3 separate regions of the Mus musculus genome follow, and all the other regions are linked to region 1. Evidence: chromatin loops called from intact Hi-C (ENCODE). Cell type or tissue: heart. All regions are shown on one strand.

The links. A loop is a pair of places that touch in the nucleus more often than their neighbours do. Peaks named below come from ENCODE experiments on the same cell type or tissue, not always from the same donor. Only the 100,000 strongest peaks of a DNase experiment are listed, where the experiment ranks them.
Region 2: it touches region 1 in a loop (2.7-fold over the local background); 6 of 42 quality-filtered maps call a loop at or near these places.
Region 3: a loop joins it to region 1, with 6 times the contacts of the local background. A loop is called at or near these places in 2 of 42 quality-filtered maps.

What each region holds. Positions count from the first base shown.
Region 1 is chr5:76,036,830-76,044,829 of GRCm38, forward strand. Gm32780 (a long non-coding RNA gene) reads left to right here and starts at 6,272. Exons shown (of 3, transcript XR_377047.1): 1 at 6,272-6,296. In heart, a CTCF peak has its summit at 4,199; a DNase peak (open chromatin) is centred at 3,802; H3K27ac peaks cover 445 bases.
Region 2 is chr5:76,117,909-76,125,908 of GRCm38, forward strand. No RefSeq gene overlaps it. Among named protein-coding and RNA genes, the nearest start is that of Srd5a3, 18 kb to the right of the region's middle. In heart, a CTCF peak has its summit at 731 (motif pointing left); a DNase peak (open chromatin) is centred at 783.
Region 3 is chr5:75,973,981-75,981,980 of GRCm38, forward strand. Kdr (kinase insert domain protein receptor) reads right to left here and starts at 4,475. Exons shown (of 30, transcript NM_010612.3): 1 at 4,122-4,475; 2 at 422-515. The coding sequence starts at 4,188. Gm32727 (a long non-coding RNA gene) reads left to right here and starts at 3,352. Exons shown (of 3, transcript XR_868500.2): 1 at 3,352-3,998. In heart, a CTCF peak has its summit at 6,735; DNase peaks (open chromatin) are centred at 731, 4,551 and 5,361; H3K4me3 peaks cover 4,583 bases; H3K27ac peaks cover 3,076 bases; H3K27me3 peaks cover 1,091 bases.

The sequences.
Region 1 (8,000 bases):
AGAATTTTAGCCTCTTTAAACATGCTCAGAGCTGGGATATGAGTTAGGATAAATAACTTAGGTGGTGTACTTCTTTAATCCCAGCATTTGGGAGATGGATCTCTGAGTCTAAGGCCAACCTGGTCTGCAGAGTGAATTCCAGGACAGCCAGGGCTACCTACACAGAGAAACCTTATCCCAGAAAACAGAACAAAACAAAAACAACAACCACAAAAAGCAAGCAAGCAAACAAACAAACAAACAAACAAACAAAAAGCAAAAACACAAAACCTGCTCAGTGCTCTTGTCATGTTAAATGCAAGCATTGGCTCCAAAACACCCCTCGTTATCTCTCTCTCTAGCCTCTGGTCAACCACAGGTGGACCCAAACTCCTTAACGCCCCTACTACGTAAAATGAACTTGCGAGCTGAGTTTATTCTAATGGTGAATTATAATTTTCTTCCGGACTTTTAAAAATAATTAACATATGTCAAATAAGGCAAGATAGTAGATATTGGAGAAAATAGCATCAAGATTAATCTGTGGAAGAAGTCAGTTGTAGGAAAATGAAACCCTGTCCTGCTTGGGCTACATGTAACAAACAGCGCATGTGCAGAATGAGGCCTGATTGCCACCGAGGAACCTTTCCAGCGTCCTGAGCCTCTGGGCTGAGCATTTTTGGAGCATATGCTTTTTCCCAACTCACTAGCCTTCTCCCATTCTCAGGGGAGGAATGCTGTCTTTCTTTTAATTCTGCTTCTGCTTCTACTTCTAACCATGTGTCCCTGGTGCAATCCTTTGTCCCGGAACACAAGGACACAGAAGCATCACCAGGTAGCTCCAGAAAGAGAACCATTTAACTGCCTTTAGAAAGTTAAATTTATTACAAATTGCCCTTCCACACATAAATTTTTTTAAATTTTTATATAGAAATTCAAATGAATGAATGATTGTACTCTAAGGTGGTACAGTATATATGTTACAACTGATAAACTATTTGTGACACATATATAGTCACATGTAGCTATACAATATATTCATGTGTGACATGTATGATTGAAATGGCCTTGTCACAACGACCACCCTGACAGAATAGCAGCACCTTAGGAGTAGACATTGGCCTTTTCTCCTCAGCCTCAGCTGGGACTTGGAATTATAACTGTTAAATCAGTATGATCTTCTGAGAAGTTAATGTAACTGAGGAAGACAATAAACTACCTAGGATTTCACAGAAAGAAAGTTCTGAACTGACATCCATGTGTGACAACATCCTAAAGATGTGGGTTGGGGAAAACTAAAATTTGAACTCAAGTAGATAAGATTTAGGCAGTCTGCAGTGGGTGTGCTGTTTGTTTCTTATGGCCACTGAAACAAATAACATAGTGTCTCAAAACAACTCTTAAATCTGAGACCTAAAATTAGTCTCACATGACTAAAAAGCAAAGTGCTGACAGGACTTAGCTCTCTCTGGAGGCTCCACAGATCTTTTCTCCATCCTGTCCATTTTCTAGAAGCTGCCTAAATTTCTTGTTTTGTAAAACCCTCTATCAGCTCTAAAGTTTTTACCATGTCTTTCCTCCTACCTTTGATCTGTTTGACTCAAGCCCCTCATAATTAGCCTGGACCCATGCAAGCAATATAGATCAGATCCACTTCTCAAGATCCATAATGTAATCATCTCTTAAATTCACTCTGTCATGAGACTAATAGAATCCATGGTTTGGGGTTTGGGGGTTGGACTTTGGAAAGCCATTAATTTATCTGACAATAATGCTTCACGAATTGTTCTTTAAATTGTGGGCCCTGTATTGGGAAAGGGGGGTGCACCAGAGATGACCACTCAGACACAGTTTATAGCCAATTGAAAGTCTTTGTTTCACCCATCTGGGACTACACTCAGGCATTAAAAACCCAACTGTAAGAGCTTTTTAAAGGCAAAACCCACATCCTGGTATCTCACTCTGCAGCCACAGTGGGGAAAGGTTTTATGCAAGCAAGCAGTTTAACAGAAGCAAAGATAAGTTGGCTGGGGTATCTGATCTCAGGTTTCTAAAATAGAGTTGGGTAAAATTTTCAATGGGATCCTCCATCAAAGAAAATAAATTCTAAAATGGTCTCAGCAAGAATACAAGATAGAAGAACCTTTGTGCTGGGAAAAGCAAAAGAAATTTGTCCTAAATTTTGTTTTCAAACTCCATTTAATCATGGGGGGAAACTAAGTTCAAAGTCCCAGGCTCTGGGGGTAGCTGGGGACTTCTGAACAGCTTCTGTTGTAAGGAAACAGTTGTCTGAGCCCAGCCATCTCAAGGACAACTTCTCCATCTTTCTGGCAGAGTCAAACTAAGTTCATGTTCCCAGGCAGGAACCAACTATCATGATTGGTGGAAACCCTTTTGTTTAGCCCCTTATGTCAAAATATGATTGGACAATGCTCCAGCCCACCCTGTTCCCTCTCACTTTATGGTTTCATCCTTTAAATATGCTGTACCTCTTCCCTTCAGGGTCGCAGTTCAGTTCCTGAATCTGTTCACATGGCTCAACAATCAGTAGAGGCTTGATTACAGTAAATTTTTGTCATCTGAATTGACTTGGTGCTTGAGTTATGCTGGATCTAATCAGATACCATAACACTCTGAACTGTCGTCTCTGTCACACCTGGACCAGAGGCATTACCATCAGTTGGTAATTTGTTTATTCCCATCGTAATGATCATTATTATTACTAGAGTAGAGGTATGTGTGATATAGTACATGTGTGGAATCAAAAGGCAACTTTGTGGTATTGATTCTTTTCTTCCAATTTTATATAAGTCCCCAATGTTGGCATCAGGACCTCTCAAACCTGTGTCATCACATAGGCAACTACACAACCTACAGACCTGTTGCCAAGACGACAGCTACCATGTTCCCAGAATACACTTGGCTCACCTCCCACCTTTACCTGTGTTATATCATTTCCATATACATTAGGGGAATGCCCCTCCCCTCTCTCTTTTTTTCCCCTTCTCTTTCTGTCCCCACCTCTTCCTCCCTCTCTCTTTCTCCCAATAAACCTCTCACACGTGGAGCTGCTTGGGCCCAGTGTGTTGTGTTCAGATGCCAGCCGCTATTGTAACACATCACCCAAGATCAGACTCAGGTCTCTAGGTTTAACAGAGCAAATACCTTTTACCCTCTGAGCCTTTTTTCTGCCTAATTTCTTAAAATGCAAACTCCCAGGCCTCCCTCCAAACCTACTGATAAAGAAACTCTAATGGCCTAGTAAGCCTTCGGGTGGTTCCGACACATGCAAGTTTGAGGGAAAATCAAGCAGGCCCAGGAGACTGTGGATATATAGAATCCACAGAGGCAGAGGATTCGCAGGCTCTCCTTATGCTGAGACAAGGTCAGTGCCATCAGAGCACACAGAGCCTGAATCCCATGAGGTGTAGCATTAACCTATTCAAATCCACCCAGTGAACATAATGTGCTGAAGAAATGATCTCTCTTCTAGATCTGCCAATCAAACCCTTCTTATCAGGATGTTACACTAACAGAATCCAACCATGTAAGTTGTAGAAGTGCTCCAAAGATGACTTGGTGACTTATTTGGATTAACAAACATCTTCAGAGTAACTATGACACAACCTTACCATTTCATTTTCCCTTCTAGCAGGGTAAGCGCATATCAGGGTTATCTCCAGACTCCGAAGCCCAAAGAAAAGAACTGCAGGTGACTTCCCAAGAGGTTTGATTTAGGGCAGAGGACAATAGCCTTTCCAAAGGCAGAGAAATGAGGCCATTTAGAATTGTGCCTCCCAGAGGCAAACAGGAAACAGGAAGCTCTCTGTTAGCCATACTTACCCTGCCCCCAAGGGCAGGAAAAGCAGCAGGAGAGGCCGGCTGTAGGACTTATTTTGACCCAGCCCAGGAAATAAGATGGCTTATTCGATGTGGAGACCTGGGTTGTAGCTGTGGAGCACACAGACAACCTCTGCAATCCAGCTGGCTCTGCCTGACAACCTGATAATCCATGTAGTTTTAACACCGAACACTGCGGAAATGAAGAGCCATGTACACTCAAGACACATTAATTAGGTTTTAAACAAAAGAGAGATAACGTATTTTTTGTCAGGCCGCAGTACACAAGCTACCTTCTATCTCCAAAACGTCTCCAACAGGGTAACACTTAAGTCACCAAGGAGAAGAATAAAAAGGTGCACTGCAGCGCCCCCTAGCAAACACAACAGTAATAGGAAGAGCTAGCCCAAACCCAGAGATGCAATGATCCCTCCAGAACTTGGCACTTGAATATTCAAGGATTTGGACATAAGTTAAGAGGCAGTGTGTGTAATCAAGATAGTTGACTGAGACCAGGAATAGGGCAGTAAGAATGAAGAGGGGTCAGAGATTCCCACTTGGAAACTTGTTAGAATGGCTTCACAAAATTAACTATACTAGAATAAAATCGAGTTTGGAGCAAACAAAAATCCATCAAAGCTCTGGATTTGATCACTTGGAAGGGTCACAGGGAAGGCAAGTATAGAATGTACCAAAATATCAACATAAATGCTATCACAATTAAACATTTTAATCCATGCCTTTAATCCCAGCACTTGGGAGGCAGAGGCAGGCGAATTTCTGAGTTCGAGGCCAGCCTGGATTACAGAGTGAGTTCCAGGACAGCGAGGGCTACACAGAGAAACTCTGTCTCGAAAAAACCAAAAGAGAGAGAGAGAGAGAGAGATAGAGAGAGAGAGAGAGAGAGAGAGAGAAAGAAAGAAAGAAAGAAAGAAAGAAAGAAAGAAAGAAAGAAAGAAAGAAAGAAAGAAAGAAAGAGAAAAGAAACTCTCTTCAGGACACTGAAAAAATGCTTGCATAATAGTCCTGTCGCACAGATGCAAAGCCAGGGACCACATTTGTGGAAGAAAATCAGCCAAGTTTTCACTTACGGATGAGGTATGGCTGCATTTATTTGAACGCATTGATCCTAGGCATTACAGGGTAATTCTAATCATGACCTTTCTTCTGTGATCTTTAGAAGTGCCCGCACGGGCAACCTAGCTGCTTGAAGAGAAACACAAAGAGTTATTTTGTCTTCATAGGACTGGAATCAAGTGACTCTGTCACAGGCTTTAGACCTTCCACCCCAGACTGTACTGCATCCTGGGTCTCTCTTGTTCTGAGTATTTACAGGTTTCCCTAGCTCATCAGACTGCAGGTGGCCATTAGGGGACTGTCTACCCTCTGACCATTGTGAGCCAATTTGATAAACCCCCTCTTATAATTATATATACATCCTGTTGGTTCTGTTCCTATAGAGAACCTTGACTAACACACTTCCTCTCCACACACAACTTCAGTCACTAGATGCATTGAGTCTTTTTTTTTCTCAGAAACATCTGTATCTCTGCCCCCTCTTCATTCTTACTGCCCTATTCCTGGTCTCAGTCAACTATCTTGATTACACACACTGCCTCTTAACTTATGTCCAAATCCTTGAATATTCAGCCAGAAGTTCCAGGTCCCTTCAGTACACAGGGTCAATGTCCCTTGTGCGTATATTTCCTTCTCCCTGGAAAAGAAGTTCCCTTATCTGTATCACCGTATCGCCTTACTCTGATAACTATTTTAGTAAGACATAACTTCCACAACACAAAGGGTTCACAGGCATATAGCTCTTTAAGTATTTACATTCGTGTGCACAGAGACTTAAGGCCAGATCAAGAGAGCAAGCATTTCCAGTGCTTCAGTGGGCTCTTTTGTACCCACTCCCAATTAACACTTTTTGTTACCCAAAGGTAACCGAAATTACAGTTCTCAGAACAGTAATCGTCACTTGGCTACTTTTAAAAGTGTATGCAGAACCATAAGTGTTGTGATTATAAAAAGATAAAGAAATATTAAGATATGGTCTATGGGGGTGTGGTGAGGTGTGGGGGAAAGGGGTGCCTTGGCAGGCCCATGCCAAGGCTTCCCTTTCCCCTGGGGGACCAGCCACACAACGGTATAGTATAGAATAGAGTTTATTTAGGGCATGGGGAGGGGAGTTAAGAGAATAGTAGTGGCAGAGAGAAGGAGAGAGTAGAGAAGTAAAGACCAGCCATGACCACGTGGAGAGAGGGAAGAAGGGAATGGGGAGAGATGGGGAGCAAGGGAGCAAGAGGCAAGGGAGAGAAGCAGGAGTAAGAGAGTAAGAGAGGGAGGAGGGGGCAAGCAGCCCCTTTTATAGTGGGCCAGGCCTACCTGGCTGTTGCCAGGTAACTGTGGGGAAGAGCCTACCTGGCTGTTGCCAGGTAACTGTGGGGGTGGAGTCCAGACAGAATCCTAACAAGAAGGTAAGAATCCGTGTGTATTTTTCCACTTTGTGGAGATACAGTAGTCTATTTGTCCATTCTCTCCTAGTAGACAGTGGGCGCTTTCACCTGGGGATTGTTATGACTAAAACTGAGGTAAACCTTGTTCTGTATGTCTTCTTTTATGCACACACATTCTCATTTCAGTTAGTTAGTCAGTCAATGTTCCATTAGTAGAACTAATATGATACAGGATAGATAGATACTTTACATGTTCATGTATCACAAAGCAGTTTTCCAAATTTACATCATTTGTAAACCTCTGGACTGTTCCAACAGTTCTGCTATTTTATTGTTAATTTTTATGTGCACATTCCCCAAACACACTTGAGCTCTTTGGACAAAGTTCCCTGCCTGATGTTTCTGCATACATTCAATATATAGATTATTGGCTCAGTTGCATATTTTCGTTGCATACAAGTCGAAGATTAAATGCATTCCTTAGCATGGTGGGTGAGGGGTTAGCAGAGTTACATTTAATTAAAGGAAAATCTATTACTTCTCTTTGGACCCATTCCAGATGACAAATGCCTAACCCAGCCCTTCAGTATTTCAGTCATCCAAAGTGAGGTGAGACATTCAAATCAGGTCAGGACATTCCTCAGTTCAGTGAGGACTGAACTGCCCCCAAAGCCCAGACACATCTGTCTGCCTGCATTATTGGGGTTTAAACATGTGTATGGGCTTCTACTAAACTGCTGGAAATTTTAATAGACTATAAACCCTCTAAAACTCTTTTCTCCCCTTCTGTAATTTGGACATTGTCGCTCTGAGATGTGTTGAGGAAACCATGCTCAGTAACTGCCCAAACCTTCTTCGAAGGTGGAACCAATTAGTGCCAAAGTGAGCCACCTCAGCCCACAGATAAAATAAAATAAAATAAAATAAAAAAAACACCTCCCAGACAACAGCCCGAAGACGCCGCCTGTCCCTTGATCTGTTTGTGCAGATGGAGGGGATTAGTTACACAAACATGGAGGAGAGATTGGATTTCCAGGAAGTCCTCCACAGCCCTCCAGCTCGCCCCGAAAGTGTTTCGGGTCCTTCCTGAACATGTTACATTTTTCACTGTTCTAATATTTTTGCAAGTGTCACGGTGTGAACTTTTTCCTACTTCTTTTGTGGGGCCAATTTTCAGTCTTTTGATTTCGTTTTAAACAAACAAACAGGTTCCAAAGGTTTCAGACAGCAGACCTAAGAGAAGCACTCCGAAACTCAAACACAAGCCTTCTTCCATGGCTTTAAACTTAAATCTCCAAGACAACGTTTCACAACACTGTAAATGGAGGAGACCACTGGGTCTCCTTTTCACCCAAGGGGTGTAATGAAGTGAAAATGTTCTTCTGAGTCTAAATAAGAGAGTCCTTTTAATTAAGACATGCTGCTGCCCCACCCCTGTGTGTCTGAGTTACTCAAGAGTTCATAATCAGTAGGAAACTTGCTCATTCGTCCATCTGTAGAGACACTTCAAAAGCAAGGCCTTTGACTAGTCTTGACTGTCCTATGGGTTTTCACCAATCTATACCACCCACTCCCCCACTCAACATCCCAGCTATGTAACTGCTGTGGAATTAATTCCTTGAAACTTGCAGTTTAAAATTATGTGGTCTATGACATTTTTACAAAAATTATATAATTCTTATAAAAATTATATACACACACATATATACATATGCATATACATGT
Region 2 (8,000 bases), 81 kb after region 1:
TATATGTAAGTACACTGTAGCTGACTTCAGATACACCAGAAGAGGGCATCAGATCTCATTACGGGTGGTTGTGAGCCACCATGTGGTTGCTGGGATTTGAACTTCGGACCTTCAGAAGAGCAGTCAGGTGCTCTTACCCACTGAGCCATCTCGCCAGCCCCTGGGCACATCTTCTTAAGACTATGTTTTATTATGAGAAGACATTCTTCCGGAAGATGCAGTCTCTTGGATATGGTGTGGCTGGAGTAGGGATAAGATGACCCCGTGGAAGTGGAGGTTAATGACTGCATGCATTGGTTCCTTTCCAGAAAATGTAACACAAGCCTCACAATACTCCTTGTATTAGGCAAAATGGAAAAAGAAATACTTTCTTTTGCTCCATAAAAAATTTTACCAAGTTATCTGAGCCTGACAGAAGCTCGTGAGCAGTTTTCCTGCCTCCATTGTTATTCCATTAAACATCTGGTTATCAAACCCGGACCAAGGATATTATATAATTGGAGATCAACTTTATACCTTGCCCCCAAGAACAGATAACATTTCCTTCTGTTGGTCCAGAATACAGAGCACATAAGGCTTACCTTCCATAGATCATAGTAACGAAAATTACAGAATGAACAAATCAAGAAGGGATTGCATAGGTAATATTAAGTTTGCTCAACCGTTTAAAAACAAGTTTCAGGGAACAAAATACAGGGCATTAGCGCCATCTGCAGGCAGAAGTCCATTTGAAATGGGAGGCGGATGAATCATGAGAAAGGGTACTGACTGATACAGGTGGTGGTACAGGTGGCAGATGTGGCCCACCCTGCATCCTCCAGTAACACCCATGTGGCTACTGAGCATCTTCGGTTTATGTTGTTTCATTTGAAATAGGATCTTACGACACTCAGGCTGACGCTCCTGACTTGAACTCCAGATATCCCTGCCTCCTTTCCCTGACTGCGGAGCTCACAGGCATGAATTCCTTCAAGAAGCTGATATCGGGAAAGTTCAAACTGAGTTGTTCCATAAACACAAAATACAGAATTTAGAAAGTATAAAGTGGAGAAAAGGCTGTGAAACGTATTGAGTACAGTGTTTATATTGTGATTACAGTACATACGGCTACTTCACTATTATTACAACTATTATTTTTACCTACTCACTGTGACTGCTAGAGATGTGAAAGTTCACATTGACACATACATATATTAAGTTCATAAATAAATATTTTTTTAAATTGAAAGGGTTGGCAAGGGGTCAGCAAGTAAGGTCATTTGCCACTAAAGTCTGACTTCCTAAGTTCAGTCTCTGGACCCTCACAAATATAAAGAAAGAACTAATTCTCTCCTTCTAGTCATTTGTTTTCTGACTGTCACATGTGCATACACACACACACACACACACACACACACACACATATATATATACATATACATATATATATATATATATATATATATAACACAAACCTGTTATATATATACACATATATACATACATTTGTGTATATATACATGTATATATATATGTGTGTGTCATATATATGTATATATATATACACACACACAGTAATGGCTTATATACATATATATGACTAAATAAATGTAGACATATGAAAGTTAGTATATAGCTCACACCATCTGTTTACCAGGTGACACCAACTTCCGCCCTACTTTGCAAAATGGGGGCCACAGACAAGCTGCAGGCTCACATTCGTTACCCAGGAGCTGGTTAGAAACACAGACACTCAGGCCCCCATCTTCGGTCTACCGAAGCAGAACTTATAGTTAAGCCAAACCCTGGGGTGACTCTTGTGCATATTGTGTTTGAGACTGGCTAACATAATCCAACCTCCTGGTAACTCAGAGTAATGGCTTGTCTGTAGTTATCTAGCTGGCTCCCCTAAAATCTGATTCCCCAGTGGTGTTTAAAGTACTGCATGTCCCCCAGCCAATACTACCTCACCCAGCATACCACTGATCTCTTCAAGGTACACACACACACACACACACACACACACACACACACAATTGCTACTGCTACACTGGGTGGAGGAAGGGCACTTGAAAAGGAAAAGGAAATAAAATATTTTTTAGATATGTAAAAAGATACCATGTCCTTGGGAATTTTCATAGCATATTCTGCATTTGTGCAAACCGCTCACTTACATAAAGAACCTGTGCTTTCTAAGCCTATTGCTACAAATAACATACTTCAACCAAGAAACACAGAGTTTGGAATAAGACACATGTATCCTAGCTGCTGAGTAAGTAAAGACCTGTAAAATCGATTCCTCCACACTATGTAGACAGGAGGAAGGGTTGCCATTTTGACATGGGGCTCCTTGCAGGAGTGTCTTATCCACTGGAGGTCTGGGTTCTCACAATACAGTTAGCACATACAAAACCTTGAGACAAACTTTATCAGATGAAAAGATTTATTCTGCTGATGGGGTTCTACATCTAGGGAACCCTGCCAACTCTTACATTGCCACATACAAATTCAAGAAAACACTATAGCTTGTGATGAACGCTGCTTTCATGCCCAAAGCCCCTTGTAACCAGGAGCACTGTTAAAAGAAAGTTCAGACTCACACGATGCTTGATAGACAAAGGACAGTGTTGCATGGAAAGATGAGGTCTCCCTTATAATAATATTGGTGGATAATTCTTAGGGGAGACAGGGCTTGAAGATTATTTCATTCGTTTTGCAGAGATCTTCTTATGATCTTGGTTAAGCCTAATCAATTTCCCGTATACAGCACATGCAGTCCACTCCTTTCTCTCACAAAAGATCAGGTTTTTTGCATGTCAAATGGAAAATGAGTTCTCTTGGGAAGTGGACCTTTGTGCCATATGGACTGATTATACCAGAGAGGATAGGAGATACATTTACGACGTTCTGTTTAATATGATGTAAGGCGGAGAGGAAGGAAGGCTTGCCTCCCACTCTCTTCCTCACAATTGTCCCATTTCCTCATGTTTTACCCATTACTCATGTCATGTTTTGTCATTAACCTAAATAAAATAATAGGACTCCGGTCCCACTTGATATATAAAATAATAAACTCATGATGAACTAAAGAGGGATGGTGGTCACATCAAATTGTTAAAATAGTAATAGCAACAGAAGTACTAGACTCGAAGTTTAACTTATACCTATCATTGACTTGGAGTGAATGCACACTGACAGCATTTCTTCTGTTCACAGATGTGCACCCACATGTTAACACCAGGCACTGCTGTGGGCACCAGAAGCACAAGAGGAAACTGAGCAGCTCCTGCCATTTGTCTTAGTGAGAAAAGACAAACAGTAAGCACACAGTAACTAGGTGCAAAGAAAATCAGAATGTAGCCAGACACGTGAAGAGCAAGGGGAGGAAGATGGAGGAGACAGCAAAAACACAGTAGATATCTATCGCCTCATAGGGAAGACGGCGTGGTGCACTGAGCCACACATAAAACCCTACTAAAAGTTGAACAACATAAAGCCAGGCCAGCCAGAGTGGAGCAGACACCATTAAGATAAAAGAAGTTGAGTGTGGTGAGACAGTGATGCACACATCTAGTCCTAGCACTCAGGAGGCTGAGGCAAGAGGGTTACAAGTTCAAAAACAGCCTGGGCTACTAAGCAAGACTGTCTATTAAATAGATAAATGGAGTAGGGAGATGTCAGCGGGATAACAGCATGGGGATGATTCTGAGTATGAGAAAAGGCAGGCTTCAGAGATTCATCTGTGATCCAGCATCGTTGCTGCAGAGAACCCTTGAGCTGCTACATAGGAAATCAAAGCAAGTGGGTGAGACAAGCTGGAATTCCCCATGTGCTAATCCTAGTGATAGATGCTTATGACTTGGACCAGGATGTTGGTGCTGATGCTGGAGATAATGAAATAGCATTCTTTAAGTCCTGGGGATTGAACCTAGGGCTTCACACATGCTAAGCAAGCAACCTAGCACTAAGCTATATTCCCAGCTCTAGAAGAAAATTTAAAATGTTTTGAATAAATTAATTATTTTAAATTGGCTAGATGAGAATAAAGTTCAAAGGGAAGGTTAGGGTGGGAATTTTTGGCATGAAATCAGTCTCTGGGACTCCACAAGATCACTTAAGGACAAGCAAAGATGGAGAGAAGTAGAGTTTGAGAGGCTGAGTCTTAAAAGAGCCAATACTGGGTTTTGTTTAACCATCCAGATCTTTAGAAATGTCACTTAAGTGAAATGGCTGTCTCTTCGGCCTCCATGCAAAGTGTCTGCACTCCTCACTAGGTGCTTTGTACTGGAAGCTGCCCGATAAATATTTGATGAGTGGATCGATGGATGGATAGATGGATGGATGGAGGACTGGATGAGATCCAGGCATTGTGTGGAGGCATTACCAAAACCAAGGCAGGAAAGGTTGGAGGACCATCTCAGTACCTTTCTCCACTGTCATCAATCACTGTTCTATCTGCTTTAAAGAGTTTGAGAAGGGAATGGGCTGTGAGGCTCACCAGATTCTGGGCTCTTACTTTCCCAGAAGCCAGAAGTTAAGTAAGACTGTCACATGAGGCTAGAAAATTGACAGGGAGGTGGTTAACCCTTCAGACCTCAGAATTTTTATTACATGGTCTTTTATGACTTGTTTCTGTGGGCTTGTGTTTTTCAAATCCTACTTTAATACATGTAATATGTTTTAACTTCCCTTCTAGCCCACCATCAACCAGAGGCAATGGAGGAAAAAAAATGGTTAACAGGACAAAGGAGGAGGTGGACCTGTTTAGAAATAGTTGCTTGAGGCAAATACAATCTGTGTTGTCAGGATATCAGCAGTTGAGTTCACACAAATCAAGAGTAGTAGCTTGATCCACTCACAAACATCATTCACCAATCGGCAACAACAGTTCAATCCAAAAGAGGCTCTGTCAATTGGCCTGAGTTCGCAGAAGCTGCCAGAATGCCACCAAAAGTTCTTTGGTGTGTGTTTCTCTATGAATTCACAACAATCAACGATCAGCAAAGAATGGTAAGGCGAACCTATACCACACGGCGGCATCATCTACTGTCTGTTGGGTTAATTTATACTCTTTCCAAGCATGGCATGTTCTCTCAAGCTCCCACTCTGCAAAACACAACATGCCCTTTTTCCAGGCTGCTTCCAGAAAAACACCACTTGTCTGCTCTCAGCAAAATATTCTCCCATGTGTCTGCTTCAGAAAAAAAAAATCTTCTCACAAGACAATTTCCAGAAAACATTACATGACACAACTGAGTCTCCAAAGAAACCAGAAATGTCTACTTCAGGTTTCTATCCCTTAGAATGTAATCAAGGAGTATCTTTGTTGTCCTATGTCTTGCTCCACATGGCCAGATATTCTATTGTATACACATACTATCTTTAAAATCTAGCTGTGCACAGAGACCCTCTGAAATGTTTATCATGAATAATGCTGCCATGGCATCTGTGGATATATTTGTATGTGGATGGATCTGTTCTGTTCCAGAGGGTTTATGGTTAGGAGTAGAAGTGTTAGAGCTAATAGCTCCATTGCCTATCTTTGTGAGGGAGTTTCAGACTGTTTTCGAGGCTCATGACATTCCCACCAGTATGTGGGGTTTTAGACTTGCCCATATTTTGGCTAACACTGGTTTTCATTTTGTTTTTCTTATTTTAGACTCCTCGGTGAGCATAAAGTATCACTTCCTTTAGGTTTTCCTTTAGGTTTTTGATGTGCCTATTGGCCATGTATAGGGTCTCACATATGCTTCTTCTGAGCCACACCTCTGGGATGAGGCTTCCCTTTTTGATAGGCCCACAACATTCATTAGTGGTGAGACTTTGAAAATTTTAAATTGAGTTCTCTCTCCATGGTTCCTCTATAAAATGACCATAACTAGGTCTGACCTCAGGAGGTCCAGGTTTAAGTAATTTAATATATCAGACACTTGTGACAGGTCAAGGTGATTAGAAAGCATCTTGTGTGTGCTAGCTATTGTCTCCAGCTGAGTTGCAAGCTGCTTTCTTCCAGAACTTCTCATTTCTTTGGAAGATCTCTGGGTGATTTCTATGTCTAATACCACAGCCCTGGCCTCCCCCCCCACTGCCCTCCAGAGATGCTGCTTTATCTACTCTGCTTTTATGTACACACAGGAAAGATGCTTCAGGGTATATGGAACAATTCCTTGCCTGCCATATATACAATGTCTCATCATGGTTATCTTATTGAAAACTTATGTATGTATGTATGTATGTATGTATGTATGTATGTGTGTGTGTGTGTGTGTGTGTGTCTGTGTGTGTGTGTGTGTCTGTGTATGCAGGTGGGTGATATAGGTCAATGGTAAATGGCTTCCTCAATACCTCTGTACATTATTTTTCATTTACTGGAGTTTCTTTTGTACAAAATCTCTCACTGAACCCTAAATTCATAGAGCCCACTGACTCAGATAGAATGGGTAGTCAACAAGCCACCTCCAAAGGTGGTCCTCCTTTCTCCAGTTTGCCAGTACTAGAATGACAAGCACATACACAAGACCCATCTTTCTTACATGGGCATTAAAGTTCACACTTCGGTCCTTACAATTGTACAATAAACACTTTACTGACTGAGCTATATCTCCTTACCCCCTTGCTTATCACTTTTACAAAGAACCTAACTCCCTAGAAAAGAGTCTGGGTTTTATACCCTGCTAGTATATCCCTACAGAATCTATCAGAGGACATGTAACTGACACAAATGTCTTGAAGGAGCATGACAGTGCAGGCAGGAGAGAAAAATATATCCAAGAAACATAGAAGGTAGAACTAAGGAAGAAGTTATAGGATACCACAGTGAGACCTCAGAGCATATTGAGATGTACCTGCAAGTGTCCAGAGCAATGGCATCCATGACAGGCCTAGGCCAGAGGAGAGAACTCATCTAGCTGTAGAGCTTTTCAGGCATGGTAGCTCTAATTCCTTCTCCATCCCCTCCCATGGCGGCCTCCTTAGAGAAGTATTGTTCTCTCCTTTTGCATCCTTCTGGCAAGGCAAAGCACCCTCAGGCAGTGCCTGGGCTTTGAAAGTGAACTAGCTCACAGACACCAGTAATCACAAATTCCACATCCTGCTTATGAACCATATTAATTTGATAAGAATGTCCTCACAAATTGCCACAACTGGGTTGCTCAAACCATTGGAAACATCTGGTAGCTTCTTCGATCATAGAACAGAAGTAGCTCAGAGCAAGGTAGCAAGAAGTTATCAGATTAAGAATATCTTTTTCTGGCTGGACAAATGGCCAGAAGTGAAGAGCACTTAGTGCTCTTGTAGAGGACCTGGATTCAGTTCCCAGCACCCTTATGAGAACTCACAGCTCTCCATAACTCCAGTCCCAGGGGATCCAATGCCCTCTTCTGACCTCCACAGGCACCAGGTATGTATGTGGTACACATATACACATGTAGGCAAAACATTCATACATATACAATAAAAATAAGCAAATTTTTAATATATATCTCTTCTAAAATGCTTTTTGTGAAATATAAAACATATAACAGTGCATGAGACACGATTGTCCACATAACAGTAATTATAAACCTCTCTCTACACTCCCTTCCCTAACGCAAACATCACTTCCTTGGAAGCATCTGACTCTTGATAACCATTTGCTTGCTTTGATTTACTTTTGGAACTTTACGTAGATAAACTTCTATAGTGTATGCTTGTGTATCTTATCTGTTCTCGATGCTTTTCCATGCTGTATTGGTGAGTTATGTGTAGCCGTGCATTGAACTATATGAACAACTCTCCCAGTGTTTATCCATTTTATTGGAAAGACTTCGGGCTCCTTACAGCTTTAAGGAGAATGGCCTTTGAATATTCTTGTGTATTTCTTGTTGGTTTTTGTTTGCTTGTTTGTTTGTTTGTTTGTTTGTTCTTGTTTTTAGGATCTTGTTGTTGTTTTCCAGTACTAGAGATTTTAAAGCCCCAGTCCTGGAGCCATATAATTAGGTAAGTACCCTGACATTGAGTCCTCTCTCTTGTGCGCGGGCCCC
Region 3 (8,000 bases), 63 kb before region 1:
TCACTTGTAGAAAACAGCTAAAAAAAAAAAATGTCCAGAAGCCATTCTGGGTGACTTGAACATGGATAGAATTTTAGCTCTATTCATAAGGAATTCCTTTGCTTTACTAATTTATCAATAATTGTGAATATCAATTACATGCTAGTTTTAGGCACATCATCCCATGCATTCATGTGTGTTCCTGTGTATGTTATATTTGTGTAATATGTTTGTGCATGTTGAAAACGGCTCAGCAAAAGAGTACAAAGGTTTGAAAAGACTTTTTCCATTGTTTCATTATTAAATAGGTTCTTAGAAGTCTCATGATTTATAAACAATTGTAACAATACTATTATACTTCTGCAATAGTGGAAATTGTTGTGACCTCAGTAAACAATGAGTCCTTTCACATAGGAAAGCTGGCTCAAAAAGGAATCCTTACCTGCAAGTAATCTGAAGGGTTGTATTTGCCAAAATTGTCAGTATGTCTTTCTGTGTGCTGAGCTTGGGGGGATGGAGAAAATCGCCAGGCAAACCTAGAAACAAATTAGAAAAGAGTTGGATCCAATAGGAAAGCCCTTCCATAAACAATGCACACTCCAAGTTTTAAAAGGCCTCTTCAGCAATTCATTGTATAAAGGTGGGATTGACTTTGCCCCAGTCCCAGTTAAAGTTCACAAGCTCTGTCATAACAGGAAGAATGGGCAGATGGTCACAAACCAACACAACAGCTCTGCAATTCACGGCACCAGGGTGGAGTTCCTGTTTTCCTGCGTTGCCAACTTCAAGGTCTTACAAAAGGATACGGGACATTGAAACCCGATGAACCTCCATCTGATGATCTCAGGCCCACTGACATTTCTTGTAAAGCATAGGATGCACAGATCTGACTAAATTGCTGATTAATGAAAACTCCCTGGAGACATCTCTCTACAGCTCGTCTCCATACCCCTGAAAGGGACGGGAGCCACTGTGACCCCGTCCCATTGTCTTTTATCATGCTGTGTACCAGACTTCCTTTGGTATCTGAGCTGCAGAAGCTGAGGCAGTGGCTTCTAAAGACAGCACATTTAAATGGAGGAAAAGGAATTGGGGAAGAGAAATATCTCCCAAGTTCATGCATACATGCATATTCATAAACTCAGAGCAAAACTAAAAATAGTGTAAGTCTAATGAGCAATAGCTAGGGGGTCCCAACTCATTAATCAAAGCTCTGAGCTCATACCAATACAAAGCTGGAGACATAAGACACTTGTTACCTAACTGATTGAAATGCAAAAAAGCATCTTGAGAGATACATACCACTGCAGGTCATTACACAGCGAGATAACTAGTTTTCAGTCAACTAACCTGTAACATGCCCACCATGGTAAAGGACATCAGGATCTTCCAGCTCTTAGCTTAAAACGCGAGCTACCTAGTGTGGTGCACACACCTGGAAGCCCAGCATTCTGATGAGTGAGACAAATGGACCGCAAGTTTGAGACTAGCCTGGGCCACACAGTGAGACTCTGTCTCAGAAGAGAAGAATAACTAATTAATAGCAGGCAGGCATCCAGGCTTTCTAATTCACACTGACTAAGAACAGATGACTCCTAAGGCCTCAGCTGGCATTGACGTTGTTGGGCAAATAAGTGAACGTGAACGAAGATGAGGCCATGTCAATAAAGTATTAGCAAAGAGCCAAGGCAAATAGCCAATGCCGTGACACTGTGGCCCTCTGAGAACAGCCAGAGGCAGCTGTCCACTGGCTCACCTACACAGATGTGCAATAGTCTACAGCTATGCCACCCTGAATATACCCAACCTAATAAGATGTACATGTGTTGCTGTTACAACTATAGATTTAGTAATTAATGACATATTTTTAAAACATTGGTAATTAAATGACATTAATGAATCTCAGAAGCTAGTTGGCATTGTTAAAGACTTGTGTTTGGGCCGTGATTCTAAACTTTACAGTGTGTTTATTCCTAGACCAACAAATTATGCATTTTAAATGGCATTTAAAGTGACTGGATCACAGATGCTCTTGGTCTGCCCTGAGACAGCTATAGAACTGGGTAGTCATATTCAATTAATCGGCATAATATTTGTCAATATGAAATAAGTCACTGTCCCTAACATAGGCAAGCAGTTAAAATGCTCTTAAACAAGCCTTTCAATAATGGAATCTTACTTTGTTTGAGAAGAAGCAGGAAATGAGAAAACAATTTGTTTGATAAGTAGATTCTAAACATGACTGAGAACCATTAACCTGCAAACAATCACTGGATACGCTCATCTGATGAACTCATTAGTCAGGCAGATGTGTGAGGAAAATGTAGTAGTAACTCGTCACAAACTGCGCCCACTGCACCACCACAGTAAATGGCCTTTATTCTTCAGTGCCAGGAAGCGAGCGCAGAGCCTCAGCGCTCTACCGCTGATCTACACGCCAGAGCCACTAAGAGCTTCTCAACTGTCTCTGTAATAACATACAGCCATAGATTCTCTTAGAGTGCAGGCACGTTGGCTATGCTCATCTTTAAAGGATGCCCCATACCAATACATGTCTGCAATCAAATCCAGTCAATGAGGTTATCAATAACTGGAGATTTACATCAGTGACTAATGCTCATCCATCGCCTTTATTAAACCTCATTCATTTTCATCGGCAAGTTTGGGTTCTGTTCTTTAGACAGCTCATTCTGACTGCAAGAGGTACATATGCTACTATACAATAAAAGCCCTTTTATGTTCAAATCCGATAACCAACATTAATTAATTTGTGCACTGTTATCCTTCCCGCTCAAAGACCAGAAGGAAAAACAACAGCGGCTCTGTCTCGAGACTTGGATGGCACCAATTATAGCCCAATCCAATTAAGCAAGTCACACACTCCAAAAGGGCAACCTCCATCTTATTCAGAGAACGGGACGCTGTTAAGCTGCTACACTAGGAATTCTCTGGGCTTTAAAGCAACTTGCTTCTCTATGGAACCCAGGGCAAGCACATGTTCCAGGCTGTCTTTCTCTTCCCAGAAAGGGGGAGAGTGCGGCCTTCTCAGGAACAAGAGGGCACTCGTGGTGGAGCTAGCCTGATGAACCAAGTCATTATGAGGAAAACTCAATAGCTCTAGACAGGCGATCTTGGCGCCGTATGTCAGTGCCAATGCTTTTAAGCCATGCGATTCTCTTAGGGCGCAAGGAATGTTTCTGCAGAATTGACTTCTTTTTTCCTGATTCTCCATTCTCCAATGGGTGGAGATTGGAAATCTGCAAACTGTGGCTTCAAAAAGGAAATGACAGAGAAATAGAGGAGGAAGAGGAGGAGGAAAAGGAAGAGGGAAAGGGAAGGGAAGGGAAGGGAAGGGAAGGGAAGGGAAGGGAAGGGAAGGGAAGGGAAGGGAAGGGAAATTATTGCACAAAAGCCCAAGAGCGAGTGTGGGCCTAACCTTGAAGCAGAGGGCATTTTAAAACAAGAAAAGTGACCTATAACTAGGTGCCAAGCTCAAGAGTTTCTGAGACTTTCAGAGTTTACCCCAGGACCAGCGCTTTGGAGTCGGTAAGTGGAGAGTTATTTAGTTTAATACACCTGGAGAAGCTGTCACAGAAGAGAAAGCCGCGTCTTCCTCCTACCAGCAAAAATAGCATTCTGCATCAAAGAAAGTTGAGGGAGGAAAGTGTTGCTCTATGAAGAGACCTCACCTCACATAGTCCGTGCGCTTACACGCTGGAGCTAAAGGGGAGCGGAGCCAGAGGCGGATTCCCTGCCCCACACTAGGGCGGTGGGCAACAGCACGGAGTGATTGATGCCAGCCGGGCCGCTTGGCTTGAGCTGGCTTCCCAGCGTTTGACCGCCTGTTCCTGCCAGTGGGAGCATCTCCTGCCCCGGCTCAGGCCGCCTTTCCACTCCTGCCTACCTAGCGCCAGGGGCTGTGACGGCTCCGCAGGACACGCTCCAACCGATGCCCGGGGGAGAGTAGAATCCTGGCTGAGTCATTTCGGAAGAGTCTTTGAACCTCAGTTTCCCCATTGGTAAGTGAAAGAACACCCAAGGGAGGAGGGTCTCTAGAGCTCTACGAGTTAGGTCCTCTTCTATTCCCACTCTCCGCCCGCACCCTACTTCTCCGCCTTACTACTAAAGAGTGGGCTTCTTACCCACAGAGGCGGCTCGGGTCTCCACGCAGAACCACAGAGCGACAGCTAGCAGCGCCTTGCTCTCCATCCTGCACCTCGCGCTGGGCACAGAGCCCAGTTCTCAGGCACAGACTCCTTCTCCGTCCCTGGCCCGCAAAGAAGTCACAGAGGCGGTATGCGCCCCCGCAGCGCAAGACCGGGGAGAGCGCGGGGCACCGGCGCCCTGGCTCCAGCCGCGGCTGCAGCGGTGTCCGCGGAATCGGGTCAGCCAGGTTATCCCGGCTGCGGGACACAGTCTGGGCTTTCAGTCCTGCCGGGTAGCGGTCCGCGCGATCTAAGGAAACACAGCTTACTCTCTTGGGGTCCTGAGGACTCAGGGCAGAAAGAGAGCGCCGGCTACACACTAGCGAATGGGGGCGGGGTCATTACCGGGAGGGGTGGGGACTCCCTGCGTCCGGCCACGCCCCCCACTGGATACCAGGTTTGGGTTTCCCGGTTTCCCACGCCCACTCCCCCACTACCCCGGAACTGTGCCGGGCGGCAAGTCGCATCTGAGAGCAAATCTGGACGCAGCTCGGTTTCTGGTGGAAGTAAAATGTAGCCAGTAATGGGCTCTGAGACACTTGCTGCCCCCAGCAACCTGGGAAGCATCACCAGAAACACGAGGCCCACTGCGCCCTCATTAGGAGCCTGCAAGTGCAGAACTCTCTTCGCCGCTGCACTGAAAGTCCCAAGGGACCAAAAATCCGCCCGCAGTTGGGAGCATGAAGACAAGAACCCCTGAACCTAGATGTACTCGGGGCACAAACTTGCAGTGAGTTGGTCAGTACTTGGAAGTTTTGTTTTATGGTGCTTTGGCCACCGCATCCCCCGCCCCGTCTGAATGTTTTAATTAGAAGATAGGCGCTTATCCAGGTTGCCAACGCCTCTACTGTTTTCTCGTCCATCTGGCAACTTTAAATCGTCCGAAGTTACCTGATTAGCCCTAGAAGACATTTCGGTTGTGAACTCCTGCCTGGCTCGGTCCAGAAAACCCATAGCAAGGAGATGCAGGGAGCTGGCGGTGGTCAGGGCTCCAGGGCAAATGCACAGAGAAGAGCCCCCGGTCCTTCTCCAGTGGCTGCTAGAGTGCTTTTGTCTACCCAGTTCCATGACCACGGTCCCCTACAGTAACTTTGGCCAGGCCCCTTTTCAGAGCTGACCTTTCAGCCAAGATATGCTTGGGGGGAAGAGAAGGGAGAGTTTCTTGCCAGAGGCGCCAGTGTAGGAACAAAGAGGAAACCGGTCCCATGTGAACAGTCCCCCCCCCCCCCCCAGCTATGTAGACTTCAAGTAGCGACTAGAGAGGAACAGCAGCCTTCACCCCTCGTTTTCTTTCCATTCCTTTCCTTCCACGCCTGGGAAATGACAACAAATATCTTGTGACATGTTTTACTCCTGGCAAAAACCAAATGCATTTAGAATGATAGTTTAAAGGACAGTCTTTCAGCCAGACAAAGAGATAAGATTATTGTCTCTACATCGGATCTAAACTACACTGATATGCATGATTAATGATGTAACATGGTGCTTTTCTTTAAAAAAAATAAGGGGGGAAACAGGCATGCTCCTTTATCACGTGCCTAAGCCTCAAGTATGGTGCCAGAAGCAGGTGGCAAACCAGGAGGGTTTGTAAAATCCAGGTTCACTATAAAAACATGTCAACACATAGCGAATCTATATAATAAAATTATACTTGAAGATCTTGGGCATGTTTGGTGTGGGCATCCTCATTTAGCAGAGGCATGCCTGGTCTGCTCACATTTAGCTTTGTTGTATATTCAGCTCCTCACGAATGAAAACTCCGTATGAAGGCTGCTTGGTGTACCTATCGACAGCGTTCTGAAGGTTCTGGCTTGTTCTTTTTATCGGTGTTCCCCTGGGTGTGTGGCCTCTTAGCTAAGAGGTGTATTTACTTGTGAACAGGGTAGAATGTTTAAGGAAACTTCTCTTGCAGAGAGTAAAACAAACTCAAACAAACCTCAGCAAAAGAGCCAAGGAGGGCTGTCAGATCTGGGTAGAGGGAGGGACGATGGATCCTGGATAGGCGAAGGTAGGTCTTCTCCATCCCGGTGGCCAGACAAGGCTTCTCTCGAAGCCTTATTTACAATTCTGGACACTTCCCCTTCTATGTTTTACTTAAGAAGACAGTGTCTCCTCTAATACAAACCAGAACCTGCAGGCCCGTGGTAATCGCCCCATTTAGAATTCTTAGAGGAAACGATGCGTCTTTGATTGGCTATGGCACCCAAATTTAACAGGATCTCAGTGAAATCAGCCTCCTATACTCCCTCCCTCCACACACATAGGGAAATACTTTACACTTGTTTTGGGCCTTTTTTTTTTTTTAAAGACAAGATGTGTTTTAAAAAGGAAGAAGAAAAGGAAAAAAGAGAGGGAAGGAGAGGGAGACGGTTCAGCTTGTGAAGTTTCAGTGCAAGCATGAAAACCTGCGTTTGAGCTTCCAAACTCACATTTTAAAAGGCTCATGTGGTGCCAACCTTGTTATCCCAGCACTGGGGAAGGAGAGATAGGAGGATCCCCAAGGCGCGCCAGCCCAAACGGAGATGAATCAGCTAGTGACCTTCAGGCCAGTAAGAGGCAGTGTCTCCCAGCTGAAGCTCTTGAGAAATGATACTCAAATATACCTCTGGCGGGACCATCAAAACTGGACCTCAACAGAGCAGGAGTGAGTGCGCGTGCGCGCGCACACACACACACACACACACTTGTTCAAGAGCATTCTCTATTTGACACAGACATAGATGAGCAGTAGGAAATGTTATGAGAAGTCCCCAGAAAGATCGCACTTTATAAATTCCAGGAAGTGCTCGCCTGCCGCAAAGGTAGGTGGGAAAGAAGACATCTTTGCTTCTTACACGTTTTTCAAAATAAATGAATAAGTTCATTTTCACAACTACAGTGTGGCGCACTACCCTTCCTTTTCTAGTGGCTGCTGTGGTTTCGGTCATTGCCACCAGTCAGTCACATGCTTGCATGGCACTTCCCCATGTTTGCTTCGTGTAAGTGTTTTCTTAAGTTTCTGTTTAGCAGAGCATGTGACTACCTCGCTGGCAAGGTGGGCTCCGTTTATAAACCGAGCACACTCACGACTCTCAGACTTGGCTAGCCCTCCTGCGTTGTTTCCTTCTCACCATGCCCAAGTTTATTTTACTCTGTGTATGGCTTGTGTCTTTAGGAGGAAAAGAAGGCTCAGTTACCTGGAAGTCAGACTCACTTCGCTTGTTCTGTCAGAGTTCAATTCTACTTTACAGTGTGATGAGTGTTTTAATGACTTTCCATTCTTTATGTGAAGCAGACCAAGTTGTGCTACCTGCAAAGGAAGAATCTTGGTACTGGGGATCTATATACCCATGTACTTTCCTATAGTTACTTGGAACTTTAAAAAAAAAAAAGATAAATTGAAATTTTAAAGTAGAGTCTGAGAGATACCTCTGCATTATGGGTGCTCGCTGTCTTTCCACAGGACCCGAGTTTGGTTCCGAGCACCCACAGTGGGCGTCTCACAGCCCATTTCTACAGCTCTGGAGAATCTGTTGCCTTGGTTTCCATGGAAACACACACACATATGCTTATTGACATGCATATACATACAATTACATAAAATAAAATATTTTTTAAATCAAATATGTAAAAGATGCAGGGAAATTAATTGAAAGTCCACATTGCACCAGAGAAGGGGGTCAGAAAACAGGAGTAGCCAACATTTGAGCAGACACAGTCTGAAAGCTGAAGTCCATCTTTGCCTCATCCTTACGACAGCCATGAAGGTAGCAAGCTCTATTAGCAGACTTGGGGGCAATGAAAACAATTATTCTCGATGGTAAGAGAATGTTCTCC